2 separate regions of the Homo sapiens genome follow, and region 2 is linked to region 1. Evidence: chromatin loops called from intact Hi-C (ENCODE). Cell type or tissue: endothelial cell of umbilical vein. All regions are shown on one strand. Each heading gives the region's core, and the rest is flanking DNA. Links, peaks and the distances in the headings are about the cores only.

Region 1 (16,673 bases), core at 4,287-12,286:
TTAGGAAAGAGACTACATAGCAGTGGTAAAACTGAGTCTAAGAAATGTCACCGAAGTATTAGTTGGGGGACTAAACTCAAGCTATAGGAGCTACAAATGCAATATTTGAAACCCAAATGTAGATATTTGATCTTGATTTAAACCGCTTCTGCCCCTTACTTTGAAGCCCATGAATGACATAGCCCCTTTTTCACTACGACAAGCTTCCCTCCTTTATTTCTTATTCTCTAACAGTGAGTAACTTTGCCTTTGTTTATTTTTGTGTTCCTCATGCAACAGAGACTAACATAACCATTTTATTAATTTACAATGTTGTCATTGTAATTATTGGACAATTCCCTGTGGAGGATGTTATAATGAGATTTTACTTACGTACCTTCCCTATAAAGTAAAGTTGGGGGCATCACGAAATCTTTTCCAGTGTTTCCAGCTCTCTGGGTGTTGTTCTTTGGCATGTGTTTTTCAGTAAAGATATACTGAGGTTGAGTAGGGAGGGCCACATGGTAGCATATGTGGGTCTGTGAAGAAGTATACATGGGTATTTATTTGATAGCAAGCAAACTGCCTTGCAATTAATAAACCCTAATAGCTTCTGGCTTAGTATTAGCATCTGTTAAGCTAAAGAGGCAACAGGGAATCAGCAAGGTTTAACTGTAGGTTGGGGGGAATTCTAAGCATAGACTTAGACTCTGCCTTAGCAGAGTCTTGTGTCCCAAACTTGGAATGGGAAGAGTGGTACCCCATAGAACCTGAAGGAATAATATGAGCAAAGACAGTGGACATCTTAGTGATTATCTCTGCAGATACATAACCCAATAATCAGATGATACCAACTCTTTTGCCTGGGACCTATAGGAAGTCCCAAAATCCTTGATATAAAAATATAGGAGTGAGGTGGGGGCACAGAGGATGCTTGGAGATTGCAAGGAGGCCCTAAGAATGAATGAGGTATACTTTTTTTTTTCTTTGCAGATAAATTGTATGTGAGTTCAGAGTTAGAAATTAAGTTAATTTATAGAAATAAGAGTTGCAGCTACAGTGGCTCCCCTTACCCACAGTTTTATCAGTTTTAAATTGCACTCCCTTCTGAGTAGTGTGATGAAATCTTGTTCTGTACCACACCATCCTGCCTAGGACATGAATCATTCCTTTGTCCAGATTCTTCATGCTGTAGACACTACCTGCCCATTAGTCACTTAGTATCAGCCTTGGTTATCAGATAGAATATCATGAGATGGCAATGCTTGTGTTCAATTCACCCTTATTTGACTTCATAATGGCCCCAAAGTGCAAGAGTAGTGACGCTAGCAATTTGGATATGCCAGAGGAAAGGAGTAAAGTGCTTTCTTTAAGTAAAATGTGAGGCTGTGAGTAGTGATGCAGGCCTGTAGTCCCAGCTAGCTATTCAGGAGACGGAGGCAGAATAATTGCTTGAGCCCAGGAGTTTGAGGCTACAGTGAGCTATAATTGAACCAAGGCACTCCAGCCTGGGCAACAGAATGAGATTCTGTCTCAGTAATTAAAAAATAAAAATAAAAATATGAAAGCTCTCAATACGAAAAGAAGAAACAATCGTATGCTGAGGTTGCTAAGATTTACATTAAGAATAATTCTTCTATCTGTGTCATTGTGAAAAAAAATAGACTTGTGCTGGTTTTGCCATAGCACTTCAAACTGCAAAAGTTACAGCCACAGTGCATAATAAGTGCTTAGATAAGATGGAAAAGGCATCAAATTTGTGGATAAAAGACCTTAAAAGAAACATGTTCCAACTGTTTGGCAATCCAGTTTGGTACTGTTCGTGATTTCAAGCATCCATGGAAAGTCTTAGAACATATTCTCCCAGGATAAAGGGAGACTACTGTACTGCTGAATGTGGTCTGATAATCCAAGGGCATTTACCTACTGAGGTTCTAGCATATGTCAAATTCAGATTTGGGAGGTGGGGGAGTAAATATTTACTACCCGCATAAAATTACGCATGCCAAATCCCTGTACACCTAGAGAATTCCAAATTCTCTAGGTCTAAAGCCAACTTCCAAATTATTAGACTAGTGACCAAATTATTAGACTAGTCCACCCCTATTATATTGCTTGTGGTGGGGAGGGGGGAAGGATGAGATACAGAAATAACACTGGGGGGTGGCCAGAGTTCACCATTACTCAGGGATGATGCTCTTCATTCATTTGAGTTCTCATGACTCACGATTCCACCAACAGCTGAGAAAGCCAGGCCCAAACATCACCATTTAATTATATGCTAGACCATCAAACTTTTTCTCAATGACTCAAACTCTTCAGTTCCTAGTATCCAAGGTAGCTATACTCCCTGTAGAATGTATTTTCATACATGAAGTGTAGGAGATATTTTATTTGTTCATGTTTTTGAGTGTTTAAAATTTTTTTTCCCTTTTGCTGTTTTTCTGTTAATAGTGCTTTCTTTCATTGGGAGAAGTTTATGCCACTCTGATCATATGGAAAAACGAACTTCATTTCTGAAGCCACCTTGGTTGGCTCAGGTGTAGGAAAGTGACCCAACATAGCCAAAGTCTTCCCTGGGAGGTATAGAAGTCAAAGAAGGAGGAGAAGGAGAATAAGGAGAAGGAGAAGAAGGAGAAGTAGATGGAGAAGGAAGGGAAGGGGAAGACAAAGAAGGAGGAAGAGGAGGAGGAGGAGGAAAAAGAAAAAGAAAGAAAACAAACCAACATCCCACATTTTTTTTTAATCTAAAATTTTTTTAAAAAAACTAAATCTAGGCCAGGCATGGTGGCTCATGCCTGTAATCCCAGCACTTTGGGAGCCTGAGGCGGGAGGATCACCTGAGATCAGGAGTTCGAAACCAGCCTGACCCACATGGTGAAACCCTTTCTCTACTGAAAATACAAAATTAGCCGGGTGTGGTGGCATATGCCCATAATCCCAGCTACTCAGGAGGCTGAGACAGGAGAATTGCTTGAAACCGGGGGGCGAAGGTTGCAGTGAGCTGAAATCGCGCCATTGCACTCCAGCCTGGGCAACAAGAGCAAAAATCCTTTTCAAAACAAACAAACAAATAAAAAACTAAATCCAGTTGGAATAGGATTATGCAATCATATGTGTCTTAAAGGTCTATGCCGCATATTTGAAGATTTGAAATCCACAATTAATAAGCTGGATTTAACAAATAAAACATACATACTCTGGAAAACAACATAGATAATGTAAATGAAAGTGAACAAGTACTAGGCCACAAAGAATGTCTCAACAAATCCAACAGAATTGATATCACAAATATTAAGTTTTATGACTTAAATGTAACTATAAGTAATAAACAGTAAAAAAGTTTAAAATATGCTCATAAATTAAGCAAATAAGAATTGAAATTATGGTTATTATTTTTAGGGCGGCCTCTTCAAGCCAGAATAGGTTCAGAGAGGCTCCTGAAATTATTTTAAATGAACACTTAAAGTATTATATAACCAAAATGTTTAGGTTGCAGCTAAAGCTATGCTTATAAAATAAATTATAACCTTGAAGCAATGTAGAAATTAAAATGTACTATATTTGTTCAAATTCAAAACCTAGGAAAAGACTGAACTCAAAGAAAGTAGGAGAAATATATAAATAACACAAGAAAAGAAATTTACAGAAAATAAAAAATTATAACACCAATAATATCAATAGTTGTTTCTTTGAAAAGACTCATAGATAATGTTTAGCATTTAACAGATTGAAAGAGATATGAAGAAAAGGTTGAAACAAAACCTATGGAGAAGTTCATATATCTATAAATGTAATCTAGGATTTAAAATTCAAAAGAAAATAGTACAAAAATTATTGAAGCACTTTTAAAAATTAGGTGAAATGAACACTTTAAAAGAAATGAATTGCCAACATTTACTCATTTACTCGAGAAGAACTAGTTAACTTGAATAGACCAATAGAAAAACTCAATAAATAATAAAACATATTGCTGGGTACTGTGGTTCACAACTGTAATCTTGGTATATTTAGAGGCCAAGATGGAAGGATTGCTTGAGCACAGGAGTTGAAGACCAACCTGGGCAACATGGTGAGACCCTGTCTCTAGAAAAATAAATATTAGGCCGGGTGCGGTGGCTCACACCTGTAATCCCAGCACTTTGGGAGGCCGAGGCAGGCAGATCATGAGGTCAGGAGTTTGAGACCAGTCTGGGCAATATAGTGAAACCCCGTCTCTACTGAAAATACAAAAAAATTAGTCAGGCATGGTGATGTGTAATCCCAGCTACTCGGGAGGCTGAGGCAGGAGAACTGCATGAACCCGGGAGGCGAAGGTTACAGTGAGCCGAGATCGCGTCACTGCACTCTAGCCTGGGTGACAGAACGAGACTCTGTCTCAAAAAATAATAATAATAAATAATAATAAATAAACATGAAAAAATTAACTGGGCATGGTGGCATGCACCTGTAGTCTCGGCTACCTGGGAAGCTGGGGTGGGAGGTTCACTTGAGCCTGAGAGGTTGAGGCTGCAGTGAGCTGTGACTCCAACACTGCATTCCAGTCTGGATGACAGAGCCAGGCCCTGTCTCAAAAGAAAAAAAAAAAAGCATAAATAAGAAATCTTTATCTTACCACTTTCCTACTTTCCTTGATTTCTCAGGTGAGTAAGAAACAATGTCTATATCATAAAAGGGTATTTGAGAGACTAGAAGTGTAAGCTTTGGATCTCATTTTACAGTGCTAGAATAACCTTATAAGGAGAATATAAATCACTTATCAAATACATTTATGTGTATAGATGAAAAACTCTATAAAAATATGAAAAAATTGGGTCCATCAATTTATATAAAGAAGAATAGTATCTCATAATCAAGTAGGATTTATTCCAGGGATGCAAGCATGGTTCAATAACAGAAAATCTATGAATATGAATTTTATAAAATAAATTAAATTGTAAAAACCATAAGCTTGTCTCTACGGAGTAAGACATATTTGCAATATCTGGGTCTTCTTTCTCTTCCTCAAACATATCAGTTAAATTCTTTTTTTAGGGTCTATTCACTGATCCTACAATCTTTTTAAACTGACTGAAAAGACCCTTTTCACTGACCTCTACCTGGAACTTACTCCTATCTCCTTATATCTACAAGGCTAACTCCTGCAAATCCTTCGTGTCCTTGCACCAGTAAAATCTCAATGAGACCTACCCTGACCACTCTATTTAAAATCTAACTCTACCCTCTTTCCTGGGACCCTCCTCAAAGTCAGGGGAACATAAACACAGGGGTCTTTTCACCATGTACAAGTTCATAGATTGAAATGTATTCAATGAGCAAGTATCACTTTTGTATTCAAATTATATTTTAGAAGTACGTATAAAAATCATGGAGCCTATAGAATCTGTATATACCAATGAGATTGTGCAGCAAATAAAAGGCACCTCATATACTTTATACAAAACAAATACCATTAAATATTTTGGTTTCGGATATTTAAGTAGCTATATAGACTAATGCTGAGCATAGTACCTGACACACATAAAATGTTTTAGAGACATAGTTTGCTATTATATTAAACATTATAATAAAAGGGCAACTTAAAAACTTAGTGGTTATAATCAGTTTACAGAGGTAGGGGGTGCATTTCTCTGTCAAAAAAATGACAGCTTGTGTTGGTATTTTTACTCGCCAGGGCCATTTAGGCTTTATCTTCAAAGTGCAGAAACAGTAAAATTCAATCATTTCCTACATTGTCTTGATTGCTTTACTATCTTAGTCAATTAGTTAAAAAATTGATTTGATTACTTTGACATTTGCCAATTCAGTTAACCCATCCTCTACCCACTGAGAAATCAGAGAACCTACTTTCCTTGCATCTACCTCTCAGTTCTTCATCAGTAGTATGAATAGAACAGAATATTCAGTGGATATTTTGGGCTTGTGCAGACTTTGTTTTCATAAAAATTTGGAGACCATATATCAAATGACATTTGGCATGGAGGACGTTAGAATAAAAAGTTTTATTAAAATGCAAAAAAAAAATCCTCACAATATACTCTACTGCCCATATAGCAATATAAGCAAATGAATTAATGTAATCTTAGGATGTGAATTGATTTCAATGTTTTTCTTTAGTATTGTAGTTTTAAAATCATCTTTTAGTAAATGTTTGAATTATTTTTCTGAACTCTAGTGCTACATCTTTGGAAGTTTTTACATAATATTGTTATTCTAAAGGATTTGGTTTAAGAAATAAGGTAGAAAGGCTTGGTGAGTCAGATTCCTTCTCTCCTCTAGTCAAAGAGAATACTCTTTTCCTTCATGTGATCTTTTATCAAATTTTAAAAATAATAAGTGTAACATTAATTGCTTAAAAGTAGGTATCAATTTCAGAAAGTGATTTAGATAGGGCAGGTTTTTATTTTTACAATATCTAACAGATGCCTTTTGACGGTATGACCTTGGACAATCAAAGCTTCAGTTTCTTTTCTGGCAATGTTTTGTAAAAACTAGACCTACATCACAGGCTTGGTGTAAGAATTAAGAAGTATATATTCATAAAATATAGAAATTATTCTGTACATTGCAAAGACACATAGTTAACATTAATCAATCCTTGTTAATATTATTAAATACAGTGTGGCTGGAAGCACTAGTCTCCCTTAACTTGTAGTTAATTCTTCCAAGTTCTGTTTTTTTCCTTTCTGTGTGCTGCCTCTTCCTCCCACACCAATCCCATGTTGGCCATTTTGCCCTATGGTGACAGAGAAAGAACTCTGTAATCATTACCCTAAAATATATTAGCAATTGAATTTTAAATCTTTGAAGACTCATTGTTGTTAAATTTTAAAAATGAATACATTTTACCTTTGGCTAGGGTTCCCAGACTCTCCTTTTGAGGTCTCTCCATTCTTCATCTATTTATTGTTTTCAAAGTTGCCTACCACTTGTGTTGAGATTCCACCCTTTCCTCCTGTTAAAATAGATAATTTGTTAAAGGGTTACAGGATAGTATAAAAGCACATGAAGTTTGAGGCCAGCATATCTGAATTTATTTCTCCATTCTGTCATTGAACAAGTTTTCTGACTTTTTGCAATTTTTTTTGAGTATCACCTCTCTCTAATCTCTAAATTAGGAAAAATCACCTCATTAATTAGTTGAGAGGATTAAATAAGATATTATTAAGCCCCAGGTACTTAGTGGGAAGCTTAAAACAATAGTTGCTTTCTCCTACTTCTCTTCATTGGCATTGAGACATAAATTAGTATCAGTCATTATGGAGGGCATCGCTCTACAAATATTTTGTGACCTATGCATATGTATTGGAATTAGGTATCAGACACTAGTGAAAAAGCGTGGGAGAGAAATAATTTTCGTACTTCTTGGTACTACCGTAAACGATTTCTGCCAGCATATGGATAACTTTGTTTCCCACAGATAATCCTAATCCTGATCATGGTGGACACAGCTCTCCTTATTTTCCTAAAATTTTCTCAGTTGTTATTGATAATGTTGGTACTGTATTTCAGTTTCTTTATATATCAACATTAAATATTTGCCTGTCACCAAAATGTGAAGTAAAAAGCAAAAAAAGTCCTATAAAAGGTTTATTTTGACTGTTTTTATTTTTTCACGTGGCGCATCTATCAAAGAGCATTTATTTACTCATGGCAGGGGAGGCGTATCAGGGAATCAAATCTAATTTAATTTCTTAACTTTTAATTTTTCAAAGTTGGGATTGGAAGAGAGGCTGAGAAAAAACTCTCTTGGCTGTTTTAAAAGCTAAGGATTAGTAGCAATGTTCTGACCTGAAATTTAGGTCTTGTGATTTCTTTCCAAGAGATTTTTCACTGCATGAAAAACCTGTTTGCAATGGCCTTTTTAATTTAATTCAATCTTAATTGGATACGAACCGTAAAAATCTAAGGGATTGTTAAAAGGCCTAAAAGTGCACAAAAGTAGTTTTTAAGAGTAATATTAATAATCTGGAAGTGAAAAATTAACTTTGCTAAATTACTGAACCTTTCTACCTAGCTTCTAGGTTCATTTTGTATTTCTTTCAAATTTTGAACGTTTCAAGGACGGAAAATTTCATCCTTAGAGCATACGCACTGTTTAGGGGACGGTTCAGCCATTTTCAAAAGGAGGCTAAGCTTTGTGTTCAGAGGTGTATATTTTAGGAATTCTCCACGTGGCTTAATTACGAGCATGCCTTGATTGTTAGCAGAGGTAAGTCAGGCTTCATCTTGTAATGAGACCCCTTGGAAAAAAGTCTGCTGCTGAGGCACCAACACAGGGTGGGTGAGGGCCAGCTTTCTAAAACGGCCTTTCATAACCTGGCGAGAATCACTGAGCGCTATGAGGCCACCGCCTGACGGAGAAGCCAATGCCCAGAGGCTTTTTCTTTCGCAAGAGATGTAAATGGCCGGCTTGGGGGAATAGGTAGGGAAAAGGGTTCTTTGGGTCACCCATTTTTTCTAGTCCCATTACTGACTCTTGGAGAATATTCAGATGGTGCCAGGTAGCACCATGCCTATTATTATTCTCACTGAGACAAAAGTCAGCGGCTGGTAACTGGTGTCCATTCTTTCGCTTGAGTGGGTTGGAGAAAGACGGCATGGCTGGAGGAATTTGTTTTGTTTTGCTTTGGAGCGGGCTTCCTCAGTTGCATCCTGCATCGGGCGGGCACAGCCCCGGGCTCTGGGAAGACGCCGCTCGGCAGCCGCAGTGGCCGCTGCATCAATGGGTTTTGGGGCAGGGAGGTGCGGAGCCCAGCCTGCGCTCCTGGCTACCCCTCCGCGCCCCGCCGCCGCCCACAGCCTACCCTTCTCCTCTGCAGCCGGTAGGCGGCCGTAACACGGGCGGGCCGAGCACGTGGGCGCCTCCGTCACACCCTCACACATACACACACGCGCGCGCGCACACACACATACGCATGTACACGCGCACCCGCACCCGCGCGCCTGTATCCCGTGCTGTTTCCCTGGCAGACACACAGGCGCTCACGAGTCTCTCCTTGCCAGCCTGCAGGGCGGCGACCCCCAAAACCCAGCTCCGGGTCCCAACCTAGGCAAGAAGCTGCTTCTCTGCCAACAGCTCCTCTTCGGCCTCCGTCACAGCCACCTGGACCCTACCCTTTCGCGACTGCTGCTGCTGCTGCCCGGACGTGGAAGCAGCAAGAGGCGCTTGGTCAAGACACACTGACGGTAATGGCAAGCGCCTACGCTAAGGGCACAACTGGGGGTGAGGTGGGGCTCGCCATTAGCCACCCAGGAGCCTGGGCACCAGCACCGGGAACGAATTGATGGATGGATGCCGGGAAGGACTCGCTGCGTCCTGGGGTGGGAGGAGGGAGGGCAGCTCAAAAGCCCTGGGAGGGAGAAGCTGGGCTGGGCGGGCAACCGTCTAACTCTGCATCTCTGTACAATCAGGGTGGGGGGCGACAGGCTGCACATGTAAGGGGAAGCACATGGGTTGAAACGTGCCGCCATCCTTTCTTCCCGTCGTGGAAATTGCCCACAGCATCCCCAGAGACCTACTCGTTTCCAAGCCAAGTCGGGGTTGGTTGAAGGGTGGGGTCCAACACGGGAAAGTCCAAGAGGAAAGTTGGGAGGGTTGGGGCAGAGAGAGACGCGAGGTGAATTGGAAGCTAAACCTCGTGCAGGTGGGCGATGGGGCGGGGAGAGCAGAGAGCTTTATTCCTCATTCGCTTCCGTTCGCTTTAGCAAAGGCAGAAGGCGACTACCGAGGACAGAGTGTTTTCACGTGACCACAGTTCCCCTTTGCTTGAGGTATCCTGTGATAAATGGCCCGAAAGGGGGCCTTTCGCCGTACGAAAGGCACGTGGCTGCTGGAGAAATCACGGCTCCTGTGTTTCTGCGCATCCTGGAATTTGAGAGTGTGGCGGTGAGGGTGGTGCTGCTGGGACTGTAAGAAGATGGGAAGCAGTTAGAAACCCAGATCGTTTCTACCTTTCTTTCACTAGGCTGGTCTGTGTGTGACTGGGAAGAAGACGGTATTGAGTACAGGGAAATCCTTGCACTCTAACGTAGCGCACCAACTGGATACATAAGAATGAATCAAGACGCCCGAGGCGTTCGGGAACAGGCATGACCCACCCAGTGGCACAGGCTGCGGGAACGGGAATTATTTTTCCTGAGCTGAGAAGCAGCCTTTGATGTGCGTTTTAGGAAGCAAAGCCCCCAGGCTCGCGCTCTCCAGCGTCCCGCTTTCCCTTTCCATCCTCCTCCCTAGCTGGGAAAGGCTGGAGTAAGACGGGGCGGGGTCCGGACTCCGGCGCAGTGACGTAAGCAGTGTTTGGGTGCTTATGCAAATAAGTCTGCGACGGTTTCTTCTGGTCTTGCCGTTTTCCCCTCCAGATCTTATAGGTAGACCCAATCTTAGTCTGCACCATCCTTGCGGTTCACTACTTAAGACGTATGGGAGAAATGAAGGATTTGCTTTATATGCTGCTTTGGGGCTCCTCATCGCCCATGCTGTAAAAGCTATTTTCTACCTGTCAATGCCTGATTGCTTTTCTGCTGTGCCAGCAACAAAGTGTTTGTTTTGAGGAATTATTATGTGCAGACACAGCCCCAACAAGCCCCTCACCCACCCAACCTCATTTCTGCAAGATCATTGCTGAAACACAGACCTATTTATGTCTTAGGCGCCCAGTACTGGGCTTGACTTGTACGTTCTTAATAAATACTTAATGATGGACTAAATCTTCTTTGAACAGTGTTAGGTTTTGAAGGGAAGGCGAGGGTTAAAGACACACACACACACACACACACACACGGAAAGAGGGCGGCTCAACAGCAAATTCAGGCTTTCTGTCCAGCATAAATCCTACAGAAGTGGAGGACCAGCCTAATGCCGGAGCCCGCTGCCGCTTACAGGCTGGGGCCATTTATAGGTACGGGCAGAAGGGGTCTGAGCAGTATGGCTTGCTGCTCCGCGGGATATTAATAAGATGCTTCCATGAAGAGGCGGTTCTGGCTCTTGTTCCGGCGCGATGTCGTTCTGTTGTTCAGGGTGTTCCTTGGACCTTTGTCCAGCAAGATATGATAGGGATGTCTCTTTAGTTAGGCCTTTGTCCAACTCGTGGTCAGTTGGTTAGACGGGATGTTTCTCACAGCTCGAACCCCTGTGAAATGTTTCGCTTTCACCAAGGTCTGCAAAATAGCAGGGAGCTTACAACATGGTGCAGTTTGGACTAACAAACAGTATGTATTTTTTTCTCTCATATTAAATTCAAGATATTTGACCATCAAAATCAGGCGATTTTATTTTTATGTGTTGTTGCCTTTTCTATGGAATCATCAATGATCCATGTGTATTTGTTGTGGTAAAACATATCCCAACAAATTTAAAATGGAATTTATTAACCATTTTTCTCTAAATAAAGCTTTCAGTTTGTGTTTTTTTTTAGGATGACAGGAATTAATAGGATTTTTAAAGAAAGATAATCTTTTACTGTTGATAAGCTTTTCTTTTTTCTGATTGCACATTATATAGTTGATTGAAAAATTATTTTATAATTCTAATATAGTTAACTCGAGATGTAGTATTTTAATCGAATTAAGAAAGTTATTTTTATATGTTTCTAGGAGATCAGTACTCTATCACTGAATAAATATGAAATAATGCAGAATCTTAAAACTGGATAACAGTTATGAGAGATGCCAATAATCAGATGAGATGCCTTCCTTGTCACCTACTGAAACATTTAAAATAAGTCAGAATAGTTACTAAACTCTAAAGTCCGTATTCATAGTTACTACCTTACCCAGTGATCATAGTTGAAATTGTAAATATGCTTCTCTTGTCATAAAATATAATTTGTATATGAATAGGTAAGATATTTGCATTCTTTTTAACTCTGGGATTATATCATCTAGGAAATTGAATCATTGACTTAGAATAGCAGACCCAAAAGAGAGCTTGGTGGCTATCAAAAGCTCCTAAAAACTTTTCTTTCACTTCTCAATGGACCTCTCACCTTGTGGAAGAGTATGTTAATTCTTTATTACTACATACATATGCATGATAGGATATATTAGTATATTCTTATGCAGCTGTGCAGAGTAGATTTTGAAATGGTTTCTCAGCAGATAGTATTAATAAAAATCTACAGGCATAGTTGGATGCATGAACAACATTCAAGGTTACATAGCAGGAATCATTAGATTTATTTCTACTTTGCTTATCATACCACTCTTCTGGCTGTCTTTACTAAACAATTTTTGATGTATTTATCTGCTTAAATATTAACTTTGACCAGTAATGATCATCTCTTTTTCTGTGAACAACAAGCCCTAAAAATAAACTGGGATATAGGGCAATTTCAAATGCAGAGTATCACTTGACACAGGGCAGAGCTGTAAGTTGTGTTCAGCCTTGAAGGTCACTTTATTTCCTTGTGATTAATGTGCTAAGGTATCTTTTCACATAAGATGAATTGACTTTTATTTTTAAATAGAATGCATACTTTGGGAACTTTTTCACCTATCAGATTGGCAAAGATCAAAGAGATTATTTGTTATACAGAAGACAGTAGAAGAAAGCGGGCACTCTCATGCATTGCTGGTGGTAGTGCAAATGGACACAATTTTTATCAAGGGCTATTTGGTAATATTTATCAAAATTATAAAAGCTCATACCTTTTGATCAAGCTGTTCCAGTTCTAGGAATTTATTCTACAGATATGGAGATGCAAGATATACAAAATAATTTGTTGGAACATTGTAGTAGCAAATTATCAGTGATGATCTAAATATATGGTATACCATACCAAGGAATATCATACAGTAGTTTTTTAAATGAAGCTATTACATTGAGATCAAGAGTTTTGAAGAATTTATTAGAGTGAAAAACTAAGAGGTAGAATTATGCACATAGTAATAGTTGTGTAAAAAGAAGCAGATTGGGGGCTGGTGGGGAGAAAACACATATTAGCTTGAATATATATAGAGTGTTTAAGTGTGTATACACACATATATATATGCTTGAATATACAGAAAATATTTATTGAAGATTTTGGTTACTTATTGGGAGGTACAGATGGTACAGTATATTCTAGGGAGAAAGGGTAGGAAGATATATATATATATATATATATATATGTTTCTTTACTCTTTGCCCTTTAATATCTTATTACAGTATTTTGTATTCAAAATATAAATATATAAAATATTTTAAAGTAAAGACAGAGGCAAATAAACACCTTTGGTAGAGTTTTATTCATTCATCACATGCCATGGAATTAGTAAGGTACAAAAGTCAATGAGTATTTTGACGACCCCCTGATTTTTGTTGTTGTTTCTGAATTTACAAGAAAGCTTCCTCTTTCAAGAGTTTTAGAAATAAAATTATATTGGAGAAGCATATTTAGTACTTGATTCAATAAAGTTATTTAATTATACTAGCAAAAAAGGCATAATTTTAGGGTATTAAAAAAAGTCTTAATTTTGAGATGGGTGTTGAGTCCCATGTAGTTGGTAAGAAATAACACAGAGAGTTCTTGTGAGCTCTTGACAAATTTCCTGCAAATATAACATTTTGTAATAACTATATTAAACCTTCCTAATCAGAATATTGACATTGATACAGTTAAGTTACAAAAGAGTTCCATTACATAAGGATTAACTGTGTTGGCCTTTTATAACCACAACCACTTCACTCCAGTCCCCAGGCTCTCCTTAACTCCTGGCAATCTCTACTCTGTTCTCCATATTTATTTTTTGGTCATTGCAAGAATATTATATAAATGTAATCATACAGTATTCAATGTATTTGAATTGATGTTTTTTCACTCAGCATAATTTTCTGTAGATTCATCTAAGTCATGTATATTGGTAGTTTTTGCTAAATAGTAGTTAATGGTATGGATGTGCCAGAATTTATAACTATTTACCCATTGAATGACATCTGGATTATTTCTAGTTTAGGGTTAATGTAAATAAAACTGCTATGGACATTCCTGCATAGGCTTTTCTGGAACATAAATTTTCATTTATCTGGGATAAATGAGAACACTTGCTCGGTTATGTGGTAGCAGTGTGTTTAGTTTTTAAATGAACAGTCGAACTTTTCCAGAGTGTTTGTACAATTTTACATTCTCACCAGTAATGAATAAATGATCCATTTTCTCTGCATCCTTGCCAGAATTTGGTTGTCACTATATTTTGGCCATTCTGATAGGAATATAGCAACATCTCATAGTATTTTATATTTGCATTTACCTAATGGCTAATAATATCGAGCCTCAGTTCTTGTGCTTCTTTGTCATTCATATATAATATTCATTGAAATATCTCTACCTGTTTTCTTATTTTATTTATAATGGTCGAGTTTTTTTTTGTTTTTTGTTTTTTTTCGAGACGGAGTCTCCCTCTGTGGCCCAGGCTGGAGTTCAGTGGCGCGATCTCAGCTCACTGCAAGCTCTGCCTCCCTGGTTCACACCATTCTCCTGCCTCAGCCTCCCAAGTAGCTTGGACTACAGGTACCCGCCACCACGCCCGGCTAATTTTTGTATTTTTAGTATAGACAGGGTTTCACCGTGTTAGCCAGGATGGTCTCAATCTCCTGACCTCATGATCCACCCGTCTGGGCCTCCCAAAGTGCTGGGATTACAGGCGTGAGCCACCGCGCCTGGCAACGGTCGAGTTTTAAGAGTTCTTTATATATCCTAAACACCAGTCATTTGTGACCTTCAAATATATTCTCCCATTTTTAAGCTTTTTTTTTTCCATCCTCTTAATAGATTCTTTCTCATAGCAAAAGTTTCAAATTTTGGGGCCTAGTTTATCAATTTTTGTGTTTCTGAATCCTGCTTTTGTCATGTCTAAGAGCTCTTTGGTTAACCCTAGATCTCAAAGATTTAATCTGATGACTTGTTTCTTAAAGTTTTATATTTTCCACTTAAGTTTGTAATTCATTTTGAATTAATTTTTGTATAAGATATGAGATTTAGGTTCAGGGTTATACTTTTGCCTAGGGATGTCCAATTATTTCCCGAACAATTTGTTGAAAGAGCTATTTTTTTCTCCATTGAAATTGCTTTGGTACTTTTATCAAAAATTAGTTAGGCATATTGTGTGCACTTCTTTCTGGGTAGCCTCTTCTGTTACATTCATTTTTGTCTATCCTTTCACCAACCTCACATAGACTTCATTACTGTAGCTATATAATAAGTCACAAAATTCGATAGAATCATTCCTCCCACTTCATTCTTCTGTTTAAAATTGTTGTAGCTCCTCTAATTTTTTGCCTGTTCATATAAATTTTGAAATAATCTTCTTTGTAGAAAAATGTCACTGATATTTTGATAGGAATTCATTTAACCATATATCAATTTAGGGAAATTTGACATCTTTCTTATGTTGAGTTTTCTAATCCATGAACATGGCATGTCTTCCCATACATTTAGATCTTCTTTCATTTACTTTATCAGCACTTTGTAGTTTTCAGCAAAAATGTACCATCCAGGTTTTGTTACATTTTCGTGTAATTATGTCAGTTTAATGATTGTAAATGCTATTGCATTTTTAATTTCTGTGTTCACTTGTTTATTGGTAACATATGGAACTGTAAATGATTTGTGTATGTTTACCGTGTATTCTGTGACTTTTTTGGACTATTACTCTAGAAGGTATTTTTGTAGATTCATTAGAATTTATAATATAGACAATCAAAATATCTGCAAAAAAATTGAATACTGTATTATTACATTCATATAACATTCTTGAAATGACCAAAAAATAAGTATGGAGAACAGATTAGAGGTTGCCAGGAGTTAAGGAGAGCCTGGGGACTGGAGCACAGTGGTTGTAGTTAAAAAAGGCCAACACAGGGAATCCTTATGTGATGGAAATCTTTTGTAACTTGGCTGTTCTTCTTTCTTGATTTATGTGACTTATACATAAATTTGTAACTTGACTTTTCTTGTTTCTTGATTTATGTGACTTATACAGTTAGGCTTCTGTGTCCTTAGGTTGTGCATCCACAGATTCAACCAAATGCAGATGTGAATATAGTACTTGTGGGATGCAGGACCCACAGATGAATGTGGGACTTGAGCATCTGAGAATTTTGGTATTTGTGGGAGGTCCTTCAACAATGTCCCTTGGACACTAAGGGCTGACTGTATTTTCTTTTTCTTGCCTTATGCCACTACTTAGAACTTCCAATACTATGTTGAATAAGAGTGTGAGAGTGGACGTTTTTATCTTGCTTCTTATCCTGAAGGAAAAGCATTTAGTCTTTCACCAGTAAATATAATATCAACTGTAAATTTTTTGTAGATGCTGTTGATCAAGTTGAGAAAGTTTCCTTCTGTTCCTAATTTTTGACATTTTTGATCATAAATGGACATTGAATTTTGTCTTTCCTGCATCAGTAGATATAGTCATGTGATTTTTCCTTTAGCCTGTCATTATTGTATATCACATATTGATTTTTGAATATTGAACCAACCTTGAATACTTAGAATAAACCCTACTTGATCATGGAATATAATTCTTTTTATACATCACTGAATTCTGTTTTCTAACACTGTGTAAAGGAATTTTGTGTCTATATTCATTAGGAATATTGATCTGTAGTTTTTTATTTTTTACTATGATCTTTGCCTGGTTTTGGTACCTGAGTAATACTGCTTTCATAAAATGAAATACAAATTATTCTATCATCTTCTATTGCCTGAAGA
Region 2 (16,673 bases), core at 4,593-12,592, 370 kb before region 1:
GACACTAAAGCGCAGACTTACAATAATGCAGCTCAAACTTTATGCTCCTTTGGTATCATTTAAATATATTCACAGGTAGAGACAGTCTATTGTCAGGTTAAAATCTGGCAAGTGGGAACCAAATTGTCTCTGGTCAAATCTGAACTTCACCTTACCTCTTTCTCATTTGAGCAATGGAGACAATTAGTAACACCTAGCACATAAGGTTGTTGTGAGGATTAAATGAGATAATATATGTAATCTGCTTAGAACAGTGCCCAGATATACAGTGAGGGCTACTGTAGTGTTAATAACCATGAAGACACTGCAGTCCCTGTCCTCATGGAGCTTGCAGCCTAGAGGGGAAAGATTTTTACAGAATTTTGTTTAGAAACTAACGGCACTCAAACTAACTCACACTGACTCAACTAAGGCACTCAAAAATATTTGGCAAACAAAATTTGACTAGCCCTATGATGGTAAGTAACCACCAGAGGTAGCCTCATGCTTTAAAATAGGAGAAAACATAAGGTAACCTCTTTAAGATAAATTTTAAAAGAGAAACAAGATTCCTCCTATGGCAAGGAGATAGGAGGCATTTATTGAAAAGGTATCCATAAGAATAGTCTTCTAGCAAGCCATTGGGTAAAGGTTTAGACGTAGCGACCTTTACAGTCTCTCCTGCAGGAACCCACTTGTATGATCACAAACCAATTCCTTAACTCAATTGAGCCCGTTTTCATAACTTTTTTAAAGGAAGGAGTTGAACAAGGTGACCTCCAAGACTTCTTTTATTTAACATATAATATTATATTAATAAATTTGGGGGATTTATCTGGAGGAGTGAGGTTTCTAAAACTGGTTTTTAAGAATCATAAAAGGCATAGGAACACAAGGAAAGAACAACATTAAAGAACTGAATTTGTACTCATAGTGTTGAAGAAAATGAATACTCAAGTTTGGGGTTCAGATCATCTAGTTAGTGAACTATCAAGGTATTTCTCCAGCATATATGTTTCATATGTGTTTTCACATGGGTCTCTTATAATGCATATCATTAAATAATAAATAACAAAATAATGCATAGCTCGTTGCTTATAACGTAGGTTTTTTTTCATCATGTATCAAATACAGTTCTGAATATCATTATTAAGTATTAGGAAAAAGTGACACAAAATAAATTAGAAAGACAAACATTTACATTCATTACAAAATATGAAAAAGAAATATATAGTCTTATATTGAAAAAGAAAAATGAGAAGAAAAAGAATTTCTAACACTTTTTGTAATGAAGTAAAAGAGCACCCATTATAAAGGGAAGCTGTTACTCATCTGTGATTAACTTTTAAAATTATGTCTGATACTAATTCTATCTCTGTTTTAAGTCAAACAGGACCAAATGTGGACCTTTAGAGAATAAGCAATTTGAAAACTGAAAAAAAAAAAACATAGAAAAAGAGACACATTTTTAAATGGAGTTAAGGGCTTAATAGGCCACATTTGACATCAGGTTTTAGTATAGTTCATAAAACAATATCCACAGAGATTGCATGCTAAGCAACACTCTATTTACAGTATTTTTAAAAGTTAACAAAAGGAAGAGAGTCTGAGTAATTAGAATGTAGGATAATTAAAATACCTGTATCATTAAATGATGCTATTTCATTGGTGGCAATATACAACAAAATTCAAAAGAAAAAAATACCCTGAAATATTTTTAAATGAATGACTCTGTAAGAAAACAACAAGAAAATAATTCAGAAAAATTAAAACTTAGCAGACATGAAGAATGTTTTCTGAAGCTTAGATTTTCATTCTTGGCTATTATCTTACATATAATAAAGCCTATGCTAACCATTTTAAGAATATACAAACCAAATATCCTTTTCTTGATCAGTATTCTGTGTAGTTTAGCATACCTGTGGGTAGCTGTCAGTCCTTGGCAAAACTGATATATCATAGGTGGCAGCAAAATGGCTTTTCGCTTGTTGTATTTGGCCATAACGTTCCCTTTTTCTCCATTTGGCCCTTCGATTTTGAAACCAAACCTAATTATTTAATAAAAATTAGAATTTTAGCTAAGGAATATTTGATAAAGCAAATGTGATGTTAAAAGACATCAAACAAGAAAGGTAAACCAGGTTAAAAAAATTACGTAAAAAGAAATGTATTTATGTTAGAAAAGGATCCACAGATTTTACTTTTTCTTGTATCTTGATGTGGTAAGTGATTTTCCCATGAGACAAAATAATTTAATAGAAAGAGGCAGGAGACTTTCGGGAAATACATCTGATACGTCTGAGCCTCTGTTTTCTCATTTATGGAAAACAAAAAGCAATTAGATTATATGATCCTGAATACTCCATATATCTCCACATTGTCATGGATAAGTCTCCTTTAAGAGAATGCTGCAAGTCTGGAAGATGTATATGCCGTAACGTAAACTCAGTCAATCTATAAGCAAATTAATATCTGAGTCTATTAAAACTTATCTTTAAAATATATCACAAAAGTGAAAGCTCTTCTCAGTTGTGCTCATACCTACATAATCTTTTAAAATTTTAAACATAAAGATTACACCTAAATATATGGCAGCAGCAGGAACATCATGATTATCTAGAAATAGGAAAAAATGAGATTACATATTATAATAAGCATGACAAGAATTATAGGTAAAAAGGAATCATCTAAAGTTGAACTATGGTTTTAAAATACGTGAATGTGCTTATTACATACATTATGCAACTTATTTTCCCTTATGAAAATGCTCGGATATCTTTACGTAATTTCTCTAATTTAAAGCACAGGTAATGGAAATAATATAAGAAATAGGGCAGATAGAACCAAGTGTCAAGAAAGTCTATCAGTTACTGTGGCAGCTAAGGTCACTAAGCTATCTTCCACAATTTCTCTAATTACCTATTAGAAGTATTTATTATAAGAACCATCTTCCTCAGCAGGTTGGATATTCATTAATTCATACCTGTAATATTCCAATATCTTCACTTTAATATTAAAGGGAGATGCAGAAGATTATATTCAATATATATACTTGGATGTTTTTAAATGAACATTATAGGAGTAGCTTTTGGGAATCTAGTCTTCTTCACACAATTATGTTCAGAATATAAAATATTTAGGAAAAAGGCTAGAAATCAAATATAAAAAATGCAAGTTGTAAAAGCCTTTTGTTGAAGTTTACTTGAAATTTTCACTCTTTTTCATACTCAATTCTAATCTTGTATATCTTTACCTTCACCATTATGGCAACATATTAATACTCAGTTTAATTTTTTAGTACACATTACAAATTTAAGATGGCACTTTGCAGAGTTTTCAGCAATTGAAATGAGCCAGAGAGCTACATGTTCATTATAGTTTTAGTACACTGCTGATAAATGCATATTATCCATTATGCCAAGGCTCAAGACATCAACAACAACAAAAAACAAATCAAATTTTCTTGCTGTCTCCGCAGATGAGCCCCAGGAACACACTAAGGGAATTTAGTAATACGTTTTTGGGTTTTATTTTTTTTTCCATTGACAAAAAGAACTTGACAATTTCCTTAAAATGAGTAATAGTTACCACTCTTATGTGCAAAGCAGGAAAGAGAACGACCTGAGTAAATTAAGTTCAAGTTGGCTCTCTGTGCATGTTCTCAGACAAAAATTAATCAAGACTTGGTGAATGTTAAGGGGAAAAGATGCATTATGTACAGTTGGTCACTCTGTGTGCAAACATATTTGTTTATGGTTACAAGTATAACTAATTTAAATATAGACAAAGACAAAAATCTCAAACTTACACAGCGGGTGTTAATACTCGACAATTCTAAAATTCTTTGTTAGCATGAACTTTCTACATATTTACTTCCTGAACCAAGATAAAGTAACCATTTGCTTCCACAAACTCAAGTAAAAATCTGCTGCTTGTTATCCGTGTGCCACCAGATGTTGTCTCTAATGATGTAAGAGCCTTACAATTTTAAGAAGAAATACCGTTACTCGATTTAGAACAAAAATTTTCACTATTTTATTCATTCCCCCATTTTAGCAGTTTATGGGAATTGCAAAAATCAATACTTTTGTAGAGGAGTCAGAACACACACAAAGACCAAGGCCATTATCCTGAATTATTGTTGCATTTTAAACTCTTACTACTTGGAAACTAGTAAAATATAGTTTAAGAATATCAAATGTAGTCAAAATAAAGTACTCCTAAGAGGTAAAATTTTACCTGGTATGATTTTTCTTTCTCAAATTATTTTTAAAAATTAAGCATATTGGATCATCCAATTTAATAACTAGAATATATCTTATAAACATAATTGAGTATACACAAAAATTTACTTTAAAGCCATTATTTTTATTGCCTATGCAAAATTCATATGATTTATCTAGACTTTAACCATTATAATGGAATATTTACATGTTGACAACTACTAGGACTATAAAATTGTAAATGAGCACTATTTGATCTTGTTTTTAATTATCCATAGTGAAAACATTCCATGGTATACATAACAATTGGGAATTTGTGGGATTGTTTTTTTTTTTATTATGCCTCCAAATCTAGAAATTTCTAGATGTATGGGCTATTATACAAATAATTTACAAATACCTGATATATAATCTAAAAAAGAACCTTAGTGGCTAATAAAACCGAAAAAAAAAAAACAAATAAATATACCAATTACTAAATAGTCATGATTCTGCTTTTCATCCTTTAAAAACTGCTTTTGAAAATCAGAGATATATTATCATATTGTTATGTTTGAATGATTGTTAATTTTTATGTCTCTGTAATAACTTGTGTTCTTTTGTTTTACATATTGCGTGAGTTGTCAAAATTTTTGCAATTAAAAAATAATTTTAGTAGACATATATTCATATATATTACTCCGTTTCTCATCTTCAGCTAGGGAATCAGTTTGTTTCTTTGTGGCAAAATGCACTTATTCAATTATTCTAACACCATTTATTTTCCTATCCCATCCATCAAGGCCTCTTTTTGGCTCCTACCTGGACCCTGGCCTCAGTGAGCTCTGTCCTCAGAGCAAGCTGTTCTCTGACATACACATCCGGGTAATGAGTTTTCTGAAAGACTTTCTCCAGCTCCTCTAGCTGCAAACTGGTGAAGGTGGTTCGGTGCCTCCGTTTCTTACTGCTGGATACATTGCTATCACATTTATCCCCAAGTTCATCCAGCTCTCCCTTCTCTTGCATCCCTTTCACGGGAGACATTCGGAGACTGTTACAGTTGTCCATAGCTCTATTCAGTTCGGTGTGAAGGGGCTGTCCTTCTACTTTAGTGATCCCATAGTTCACTGTACCCAGAGGAGGAAAAACAACAGTTCTCAGGATTGTGAAACTCATCTCAATTAAATCAATAAGTAGAAGTAATTGAGAGTATCAAGAAATTGGCCTATTAATAATTTATTGTGCTAGTATTAATTCAATTACCACATTTCTATACTTAATTCATTGTAGGACAGGTTTAAATACCATTTTAAAATGTGTTCATGCAACTGCTATGATCTGCCAAAATCCGCAGTTCTATTTTACAGGATTTATAAGTTTATGCACATGTTTTTTACTTAAATTCATGTACTCGAATTAAAAGATGATCTGGGTGTTTCATGAAAGAAACTTTAAGTGTCCATGATTTTTGAAAACTGAAGCAAATTTAATGTCATGTGTTTTATTCACAGCAGATAAAACCAAGCTACTAATGTGGCTCAGAAAATATATTTTAATCTTAAATAATACCTCTGTACTAATATCTGAAAGTTATTATCCTCCTCCACGTAAAACGTACTGATGATAGATTTCAGATGTGACATTATTTCCACTAAATTTTGAATATTTCAACTTTATATCCATGTCTGCATTTACACTTTTTCTTCAAAAATAATCTACTAAATTGACAAAATAAATTTCATGCCAAATTTTGAATACGCTTTCTATCGGAAATTAGATTTAAGCAGCATTTTTTTTTTTTACCTAAAAACTTACGCAGTTCTTTTTAAAACATTTCATATTTCTGCTTAGCTAGTTAGATAAGTTTTGGGATTGAAAACTTTTCTATTTTCTCTGCTGAAACACAGAAATTAAAACAGCTATTAAAACATTACAGAGCATGACATCTGGCATTCTGTTAAGGGATGTTTAATTTCAGTAATTTTCTTCAGATTTGATTGCATGCTTGCAGTGTGATATAAAACAAAGATATATCATATAATGCCAAACACCCACAAATGCAATGGATGCACATAGTGAAATGGGAAGCACTTTTTAAAAAGTAAAGTCAAACCAGCCAGAATAATAATTTCCAATAGATGATCATACTTTTTTCATTTGTTTCTTTTTTTAAAATTACCCCCATAATGTATTTTTACAACTCTTTTCATCATTATACAAATATATTCAAGTTTAATGCGCATATAACTTCAATAGCTAATAATTGAGTACTGTGCATTTCAATGTCACTAACGGAGTAACTCTCAAAAATGTTCTCATAATAAAAAATGTCAAATATTTGAGGTGATGGCCAATTAACGTAATTTAATCATTCCACATTGCATTAAAAAAACTTAACATTACTTTGTACCCCATAAATATATACAACTATAATTTGTCTATATATATATATAACAAATTTTTTAAATTAACGGTTTTCATGCAAACGAAGATGTGATGTTAAACCAAATATAAAGAAGAGCCATGACTGATTAACAAACGGTTCTATCTCCTTGGGCAAAATTAAAGGGGGAACTGCAGCAATTAGGGATGGGGGAGGGGAAGCATCAGAGAGGCTAAGGGCATCTCAAGAGAAAGACAGGATCTCTCCTAAATTAAGCGGATGACTGCCTATGTTCATCTTCCTTAACACTTCTTTGTTATAATTCATCTTAATAGTGTGATATTTGTTTAAAAGTTGATAACGCATCAATTATGTCTCTTATTTTGGATTCTCGACTATTCAAAATAAAATATTATGATCAAGTCCATCCAGAGTCAATACAAGACATTGCAGAATCATTAAAGAAAGACCTGTCAATTCAAATAACGTTAGGCATGCACCTAAGAATTCCACAAATACAGATACCAGGTCTGAAACGCAGCCAGAAAACCAACAACTCAGTGTAAGAATAACAAAAAGTATACGCTCGAATCTTTCTAAATAAATGACTGAAACGACTTAGCTGATTATTTTCTCTATCATTTGCACCTTTATTTTTGATTTACCCTTAGTCAAAAGTTACTTGCAACGTTAAATAAAATTAGTTAAATATGAGATTAATAAAAGAAAAAAACTTGTGTTCAAAATATTTAGAAAATGAGCTTCTACAGGCCAGTGTTTTGTCAGATTTTGAATTTCTATAAAATAGGGGGCAGGGGGCTTGTTGTAAATATTTCACACTTAATTCGTTTGTTATTTTAAAGCAACCCGCCCCTTATAGCTTAACTGTGGAATATATACAATGATAAGGAGAAGTTCTCTTGGAATTGTAAACGTGCTTTAGCTGTCGCGATCTGAAATAATAGGTTAGTATTAGGTTACAAGATAGAAAAGATAGATGGTTTGTTTTGATAACATTTTGACTTGGAGATACTTGGGCATTCAAAGTTGAAGATTTCACCCAGAAGCATTCCAAAGACTCCTTAGGTGACTTTTAATGTGAAGTCATAAAAATACAAAACGTAGAATCTGGGAATGAGTGATTAGGCCGGGGATGGTTTGCCCGAAGCTATTTAGTGTGCTTTAGTGTTTAACAAACATTCAACGCGTGTTGTATTGCAAACGCAAAAAAAAGCAGAAATTACAAATTCACACACGCTAGAAATCTAGGGATCCTCAAACTTTGAAAATATATCGCCACGTCTTGGAAAATTAAAAAGATTTATCTTTACCTAAAGGAGCTCAAAGGGTTTTTTGTTTTTTGTTTTTGTTTTCCGGTTTTTTTTTCCCTACTCGTGACGACAGTGACGTACTCTAACGAGCTGTGATCGATTTCAGTTCCTACCGCCCGGACTGCAAGGCGGGCTCGCAGAGGAAGCGTTCTGTCTTGACTCAATTACGCTCTATTTAGCGCCCTATCAGTTTACTCCAGGAACCAATATTACAGAAGGACTCAGGGATCCGTAGGCGACCAGACCCTACAGCGAAAGGAGAATCGCTCAGAGGCAACCCGGTGCTGGATCTCTCCCTCCCTCCGCCCTCCGCCCCCAAAGGCTGCAGCAGCAGTAACACCGCTTCATAAAGCGAGCACCTTCCACTACCTTCCTCCACCTTCCAGGTCCCTCGCTCCCACTTTTCTCCTTTCTCCCTCCCTGCCTGATCAGACCGATCCTGCATTTTCGATTGCGGAAGGGCTGCGGCGGCTCCGGCTGGGGCGCTAGCGACTCACCGCTGCTGTCCTGACAGGGCGAGGTCCTCTCCAAGCGCACGTGATGCTCGGCGCGGGGCAGGGGTCCGAAGGCCTGCACGCATTTGCCTGCAGACGCTTTGCTGTAAAAGGACTCATTGTCCAGCGTCTCCATAACGTGCTCCAGAGGACCTCCTGCGCCCATGTAAAAGTCACTGTTTTTACTCGGAGGGCTCTTGAGGGCAAACTTCTCGCTCAGAAACTCCATAATCCTGGAAGACTGTCGCGTAGCTCCTGGGGCACAGAAACTGGAGAGCGCTGGGGGAGGGAGCCAGTGGGTGGGAGGAGGGAGGGCCAGAGAGGAGGGAAGGGAAAGCGAGCGCTGCGGCGTCGGGAACTGCCCCGCTCCGGTCCCTTTAATACGTCCCGGCTGGAAAAGGAGCACCCGAAGTTGCTTTTATATCTTGAAACTCAGCTGGCCTCCTCGGGCAGCCTCCCAGTTCTAATGAATATGAAAATAGGCGGGCGACTAACTCCACCCCAGGTCCCCCTCCGCCCCTACCCCACCCCCATTTTCCCCACTTACCCGGGCAGAGGGCGTCCAGGCCTAGGATAGACAGACAGACAGCTCCATTTCAGACAAATGCCAGGAGAGACGAGCCCCTGACACCCAGATTCATTGCCGCCGTGACAGTGGACTGGCATTTCGGAAGATCTTGGTGAGATCGCAAAGCAGTTAAACCTCCACTCCCTACTGCCTGCGCCTTCCTGAGCCACCCGTCCCCACCCCGCCCCCATGCCGGCCACTCACTACCAGAAAGATTTAGAGGCGTCTTAAGAACTTGAAAGGAAATATTGCTCTAAAAGGCTTTTATTTCATCCGTAAATCGTTTACGTGGAAGATTCACATTAATCCGAAGCCCAAGGAACCAGATGCATTGGCAACTGTTAATCGCAGCCGCCGTAGTAGAGGGGCCGCTTCGGCTTCTAACCGGGAGGAGCTCGGGGTCCGGGCCAGCTGGGAGCTTTACGAGGCCGTGGCCTTTTCTTTTTCTCTGGAATGCGGCGGAGTGTGGACGCGGTGGCGATGGGTGGGAGAGAGAAGCCGAGCAAGAGGCAATGAAGCCATTATACTAATGCCAACCAATTCCCTACACCCTCTTCGCCACCCTTCCCTTTGGTCCACGATTTTATCATTAGACCCAAATTATTTTAAGAAAACCCGTTAGGATCAGTGCCTTTGAAAGGCTTTTACTCTAATGCCAAAGTGAGGATTGTTACAAATAGGGGTTTATGAAGAAGAGGAATGTCTGCATATTTTTACAGAAATTACTTTTAATTTTAAAGAGTTGCTGTGGAGTTACTCCGAAAAGCGCTCTGGGAGTGAGTGGTGAGCGCGCGGAGCTGCGGGCACTCGCGGCGCGGCGTCCTGGGCGCGGACAGGTCCAAGGCCTCCATTTCCACCAGAGGGGATGGTAGGGCAGGCAGGACAGCACTGCTAGGTTGAAAGCCCTTCTGTGTGACTTTTGGCACGACTCTTGGCTTCCTAGGAGCCCGCGGCGCTTGGGGGAAATGCGTTCGGTGCCCTGGGCACAAAATCGCATTTGCGTCAGGCACCCTAAGCTAGCAAATTTGGTGAAAATAAGCCAGACAGGTTTTGGTCCAGGTAGGCCTCTGCTTAGACGTCCTGACACAGCCTTTGTCAACACTGGCACTCACAGCGGCCGTCGCGTTTCCCCAGACAAGTCTGGCAATTATGGTGAGGCCTCGGGCAGGCCGAGCAGCCCGGACTCTGAGGATGGTGAGGCCAAGCCCAGCTGTGGTGGGCATGCTGATGGGTTTGAGAGTTTCCACCTTCTGCGGGGGTCTTAGCTGACCCACGCCTCTTTGGTGAGACCTTCTTCGAGACCTGACCAGGCCTCAGCCAGAGAGTAACAATCAGGGAGGGCTGTGCACCCCGGAGCTGCTCCTTAGCGTTGCGCGAAAGGCAGGGTCGGCCTTAAGCACCCAGATCCGACCGGCGGATCCCGAGCAGATCAGCTGGCAGCAGCAGCCTTGCTCGCCCGGCCAAAGTCCAACCCAGACTGTTCTCCCAAGGAGGCGCACAAGCTTAGTTCACATGGCGCAGCGCTCAGTGTGGCCTTGAGCGCGCACTCAGATTCAGGCAAGTGGACACTATTCCTGGGACTAACTAGCTTCTGCTGTATTATTATTACTCTCTCCAGAGCAGTGCTGCAAGAACCAACTGCAGATTGTTAAATTTCAGGGGAGCAAGGTCAAAGAAAAGCACTAGGGACTGAGCTTCAGCAGGAAGCCAGGCTGCGTCGGGCCGCAGGAACTCCAAACCAGACAACCTGGCATTCTGAGGTCAGGCCCAGGGGGAGAGAGTGAGGTGTCGGAAGAAGCCATTGAAACGCTCTTCTTAAAGTGTCCTGTAGCATCCCGACCTTGCGTGAGCAGTAGCCTCAGCTCTGCGTTCTTTGGACACTTTCCAGCGGGCCCCCGGGCAGCCTTGTGGAAACGTTGAGTGTTGCGTTATTCACTCACTCCTGTTGGGTTAGCCATTTTCGATTCTTTCCTATCCCCTTCGGTACCTTCTTATTTTCAGGTATCCTGAAAGTCTGACTTTCTCTACTAAACACGGGAAAGATAAGAAAATGGTCGTTTAATATGTTTTACAAAAATTCACAGCAGCAACAACAACACCTATTGCTGACTTGAGGAAATATACAAACTAGTTATCAACCAAGTTATCTTGTAGAGCTCTGTCAGCTTGTTTATAAATATATGTCTTAAAAGCCCTAAATTTCCGGAAAAACATTACGTGTCTTTTAAATGAAAGACATGTGATACAAGTTCTAGGATACTTGTATGCCAATAAAGGTCCAACTCATAGAGAAAAGTACAGCGTAGCCAAGGACAAGAGCTGTCTAGTAAACCCGTTTCTGCCCCATTACCAAAACTCACTTTTGATGGTAATGGTTGAAGGGGTGGGGTGTAAGGTGTCACCAAACCAACATAATATCCCTGGAGCTCCCTGGAAACTCAAATATACTACACAGAATCCCGTGTGTTTTGTGACATGTAACCACATGTGCCCATAACAGAGGAAACAGCTAATGGCAAACTCCCATAACGAATGTTTAATCTGCAGTTTTTGGCAAGAAGCTGGGTATTTGGTTGCCAACAGCTGCATTACATGAATTTTGAGAGGTTGAGATGGAGTTTATGGTTATGACACAGCTCTAGAGATAGGGGCATTAATAATACATTGAAAATAATACTAATCAAAACAATAATAATTCAATAATTTCTAAAAGTCACAAGAAGGGAGAAGAAATTACATTGGAGATGGTCTCACTTTCCCTGAGATCTACCTGGGCTTTTTCCACCAATGCTTTTAGGATAGCCTTCTTGGAAATTGGCCACAGTACTTTGATAAATGCTTTCAGCCGTCCAGATCCAGCTTGGCTCCTACCACCACAGCTTTTAAAAGTCCTCCTCAATTCCAGCAAGTCAGCTTGGCCCAGGCCTCAGGGGCAAGTGTGTTCTGAGGGGTAATCAGCTCGCCATATACATATATATATATACACACACATACATATACATATATATATACATATATATATGTATATATATATGTATATATATATGATCCAGTTTATTAGGTCAGGTTCTAGTTGGGGTTTTATCTCCTGGGGCCTCAGCCCATCAACCCCAGGCATCAGTTTTCTTCTTTACCCACTTATTTTGCCTTTGAGAGTATTGTTCATCTTTTTCCATATTCAGGATATAAACCCAGGATTCAGCTTTCCTTCTTTTATGTCAGTCAAGATATCTAACTAGAATAAGCTGCTGTGCATCCTTTTCTGATTTACTTCCTTCAGATCTGAACTTTCTCGATGGGCACTAACACTTGCAGGAAGTGGTGGGGTGAGAGAGGAGGTAGGAGAGCAACAGAGGTGGGGAGTCATTGATTTCTTTTAAAACCTAACAGAATTTAGGACATCCTAGGATTTCAGCACTTTTGGATCTTCACTGCGTATTGATGCTTCTTCACATCTTCTTGATGGGGATGAGGAGCAGTGCCTGTGGGTGAGGTGTAGGGCGGGGATCAGGAGGAATAATGAGGGTTAACAAGGCTATTACAGATTCAAGTCTCAGCCTCTCTGAAAAACTTTCTCCTCTAGTAATTGAGATGTGTTGGAGCAAACTTGATCATTCCTCTGGCACCATGGGATCCTAACAGAGAGGGGGAAGCTATTTTGTGAAGATAAAGATGACTGATGCTACCATTTGAAGTGACATCTAATATTATTCCTGCGACCAGTTTGTTGTTGTTGTTAGGTGGCAGCTCTCCCAAACAGTGATTTGGGATATTTTTAAAGTATTTTTTTTTTAGTTCCCATTTAGAGCCTAGAATTAAAATAATCAAAGAAGTTAAAATTATTAGAAAGTCCATTGAAATGAGTATTTGACCCTCCCCCACCCCCAAAGTAGTGCTTTATTAGAAAGTAAAATTCAGATAAAGGATTCGCAGGTTAAGGCATCTTGACTCATTTTACTAAAAAAGAAAAAAAAAACCTCACAGACTAAAAGCTGCTTTTAAAGCCAGTCATCCCTTTGAAAATATGTTTTGGGAAATGAAAAAAATATTTACATATGCAGCATTAAAGCAGTGGTAGAATAAATGTATAGACCACTCTAGTTTCTTCTGATTTCGACTTATTGAGAGAAATGTCACACTTACATACTAATAGTGGGAATGTCAAGATAGGATTGCTAGGATTTTAGTCTTAGCACTTCCTTTTTGCAGTGAGAGTTTGAGGCTTATTGTAAGTAGAGCAAGGAAAAAAATGTGTGCTGAATCAGGCGAACTATGCCAAATGTAGAAGAGCAATGGTCTGAAGAGGGGAGGAGCTGGTGGAGAGAAACTTTCATGAAAAAGTACTAAAATAATTGAATGTCATGTAGCATGGCAAGATGCCAGGTGGCCTCGTGTTTTTGTGTGCTCTGCTGCTGTTTTCCCTCCCTGCCTTCATCTTCAGCCTTCCCACAGCTCTGCAGACATAACAGATACTGAAATATATTTTGCATCAAAGCAGCTCAAGAGGTTTTCATCAAAATAAAAATATTTGGACACACAAAGAAATATTTAGGCTTTTCTTTAAAATATATGCCCAATCCACCATCATCTACTCCAGAAAACACACCTACAGACAAAAGTGTAACTTTGTGAGATTTTTGAAGTTTCTGCCTTTAAAAAAAATTACACAGATGTTAATCAATGTTGTAAGTCTTTAAAGTATGCTGCTGCAAAGCTGTCCAGTATGATGAATTAAATTTTTACACTTATTGTAATAATATTATTAAATGTTTTGGTGTTTCATAAACTTCTGTTTTTTCAAAAAGTGATACTTGTTTCTGAATACCAATGTGTTTCAATAATAGTTTTTCACACAGTTGTGTTTTCTTAAAAGAGAGAGAAATAAACTTCTGTTCTCCTAAAGGATCCAATTTAAATGTAAAAATACAGTATGACTCCTTGACCTTGGTGCAAATATCTTGATTTATCTAGCATATGTGTGCACATTACAATAGACATTGTTTGCTTTTACTATAAAATGTATTTTATTCCAAACTTTAAAAATAATTTATCTGCAATAATCTAGTCACCTTTATTTCTTTCTATGGCTGTCGTCATTTTTCCAGGAAGTTCTGAACATAATAAAGACCGTTAACGCTAGACTTCCTCTATGACACATATAGAAGTGCATAAGTAAGTTAAACTGTATTCAATTCATAGACTGGTATTTCACTATTAAACTATTAATCATGTCTCTAAAACGTTTTTCCACTATTTTGTTTGATAAGTGAATTGTTAAACTTCTACTCGATATATTTAAATACATTTTTTTCCTGCTGAGTTACTAGGTATGTCTGAAAGACAGGGCTGCTTATTTTCAAAAAGATGTGCGTGCGTATTCACTCCTTGAGCTTTCCCATTTCAGGGAAAGACTTCCTTAAAGAAAAATCTCAGTAAAGATAACTGAGACAAAATCATGGATATTTCTCCTTTGGACTGGAATTATGCAACGTAAATGTGAAGTCCGTGGTCATTAATCAAACCCGACCAGAGTATAGCCAATATACAAAATCAAAGAGAGTCGAAGGAGTGAAGTAGATTGGCCTCCCGTAAGTTCTCCACCTACTGTGCCCCTTCCGTGCCCATTGATACCTTTTATATCAGGACAAGAGGCTAGGGTTTGGACCCCAAGGTGTTGAGCTTAGAATGCATCTCATTGTGGCCATGAAAACGTCTCGAAATCTAGCTTATCCTCTGTCATGGTGTTTTATAAGTTCAACAGAAAGAGGAAAAACACAAACACATTTATTACATCAAGGATTATTCAGAGAGAAAAAAAGAGGGAGGAGAGAGCGCCAGCCCCTTTATTTCGAAAATCATCAAAGAACTTTAGAGAAAGGTAAAGATTAATATTCACTCCTTTTTTCCTCCCAACCTGTCTTGCCTATCCCGAGCAACACAGATTTCTGAAGCGAATTTTGATGAGTTTTAAATACTATCTGTCGTAATGAGAGTTTCGGAACAAAAAGCTCTCTGTGGCTCGCAAAAGGGAAGCCGAGCTTGTGGGACACCCCTCCTAGGGGTGCAGGACCAAGGGCTGCAAGCGGTGTCCCCGATCGCGCTGAACCACTTCCCAAAGCCTGCGCCCTCGCCCAGAGACAGCTGTAGACAGACATCTCGTTAGCCCTTTCTGATCAGGAACTGTGAACAGGTTGTGTGCGCAGCAAATTTTTGGAGGCAAATTGGTGCACCCCATTGCCTGGGTGGACCGCCGCTTGGTGCGCACCTCGGTGAAGGACCACCTTCCTGGCTCCCGGCCTGGAGGGAGCCATGAGCGACTGCCGTGCGGGACGTCTGGAATGAGGACCGGCTCTCCACTTCAACCAAGTGGGCGAAGTCCCTTACAATCAAGAACAACTCTGTGGTTAAACGCGCATAGGTGGAGGAGTCTCTATTCTGAGCAAAGAGAATGAAGTTTCGCTTCTCATGGAAACTTAAAAGAGCCTCGACGACGAATATGGAAAGGAGTTAGTGGTTAACCGATTTGATGCTAACATTTCATCAGTTGTGTTTTCACCCCTTTAAAGTTTAACCCTTGGAAAAACAGCATATTTTAAGCTTTCCCTCCAAATATTGATGTTGGCAGATGGATCATCTAGCCGTCCCTTGGTAAGGACAGTGCCCTTTTTGTTTCACATGTTGGCAATCAGAATTAATCCATATCACAAAATGCGGCAGATTTCGACTTTAGTCAAGAGACATGTAACTCTCTGACAGTAAAAAGAGCACGCCTGCACACACACACAAACTTGGGGGGACAAATTGGGGGTGGGGGGAGCGCCCGAAAGTAGCTCATACCTCACTTTTAACTACCTGTCCTCAACAAGTAATGATCCACTCCCCCGATTTAAAAAAAAAAAAAAAAAGCCAGGTTTCAGCCTGACTGCCAATATTTTCAATGCCAGGCCACGGTAATGTCTCTTCTTAAGATCTTGTTCCACACAGTAAAAAATTCTTAACCTTTACTGGATATTTTATGTCCTTTTTATTAAACAAAGTTGATGCATTACCTCTAGCAGGGTGGCGCCCTGGGCATCCGAAGACCTCTGTTGAAAAGCCTCAGAGACCTCATGGGATTACATCATCTTTCAGTTTCCAACATCAGATGCCCCCAAATGGACCCTCGTTATAAAATCCTAAAAAAATTAAACACTTTCTTACCTTCACACTTGCTCTCTCAGTTCACAAAACTTCATGAACGCACAATTTATTAATACAGTTCAAATATAATAAGCAATTAAAATGTTTCCTGCCATTCCACTAAACAAGTATTTTTAAGTTACCAAAAGAAAAAAAAAAGGCTTTAAAGAATACATTTATTTCCATTTCTTTGTGAGGTTTCAAACACTTTTTGCAATATTAAAATTACTATAAACTAAGTATTTAAAAAGGACTTGTTTTGGGTTCATTTCTGATTAATATTCTTGAAATTTTTTATTTTACACTGTATTTGATTCATATATGCTATTTTTGGGGAGAGGTACACAGCCACTCTTTTGCCACATTAGGAATTGCTTAATAATTGAATTGAGTTGAATTAAGCAAAATCTAAATAACCAATTACTCTGTTTTGAGTAGAAATGCCCTTTAATCTTGCATTCTTTTTTAGGTTAATAAAACTTTGAATATTTAGCTTAAAACTTAAAAAGAAACATAAATATTGGCAAATAAACTAAA

Evidence for each region. Hi-C counts contacts between places; a loop is a spot of excess contacts. Peaks named below come from ENCODE experiments on the same cell type or tissue, not always from the same donor. Only the 100,000 strongest peaks of a DNase experiment are listed, where the experiment ranks them.
Region 2: it touches region 1 in a loop (1.9-fold over the local background); 2 of 110 quality-filtered maps call a loop at or near these places.

Annotation. Positions count from the first base shown.
Region 1 is chr12:84,905,018-84,921,690 of GRCh38, reverse strand. It overlaps SLC6A15 (solute carrier family 6 member 15), which reads left to right and starts at 8,892. Exons shown (of 12, transcript NM_182767.6): 1 at 8,892-9,168. It overlaps LOC102724680 (a long non-coding RNA gene), which reads right to left and starts at 8,854. Exons shown (of 4, transcript XR_945154.3): 1 at 8,787-8,854; 2 at 6,829-6,934. RefSeq lists enhancers at 8,131-8,677, 8,678-9,225, 9,774-10,322. In endothelial cell of umbilical vein, for the core only: a CTCF peak has its summit at 8,810; a DNase peak (open chromatin) is centred at 10,310; H3K4me3 peaks cover 2,098 bases; H3K27me3 peaks cover 1,851 bases.
Region 2 is chr12:85,272,207-85,288,879 of GRCh38, reverse strand. ALX1 (ALX homeobox 1) reads right to left here and starts at 8,660. Exons shown (of 4, transcript NM_006982.3): 1 at 8,393-8,660; 2 at 5,004-5,308; 3 at 1,899-2,027. The coding sequence starts at 8,618. It also overlaps a transcript of LRRIQ1 not described here. RefSeq lists a silencer at 8,275-8,569. In endothelial cell of umbilical vein, for the core only: no CTCF peak of the experiment used is centred there; DNase peaks (open chromatin) are centred at 7,769, 8,109, 8,339, 8,629 and 1 weaker place; H3K4me3 peaks cover 2,720 bases; H3K27ac peaks cover 1,855 bases; H3K27me3 peaks cover 1,975 bases.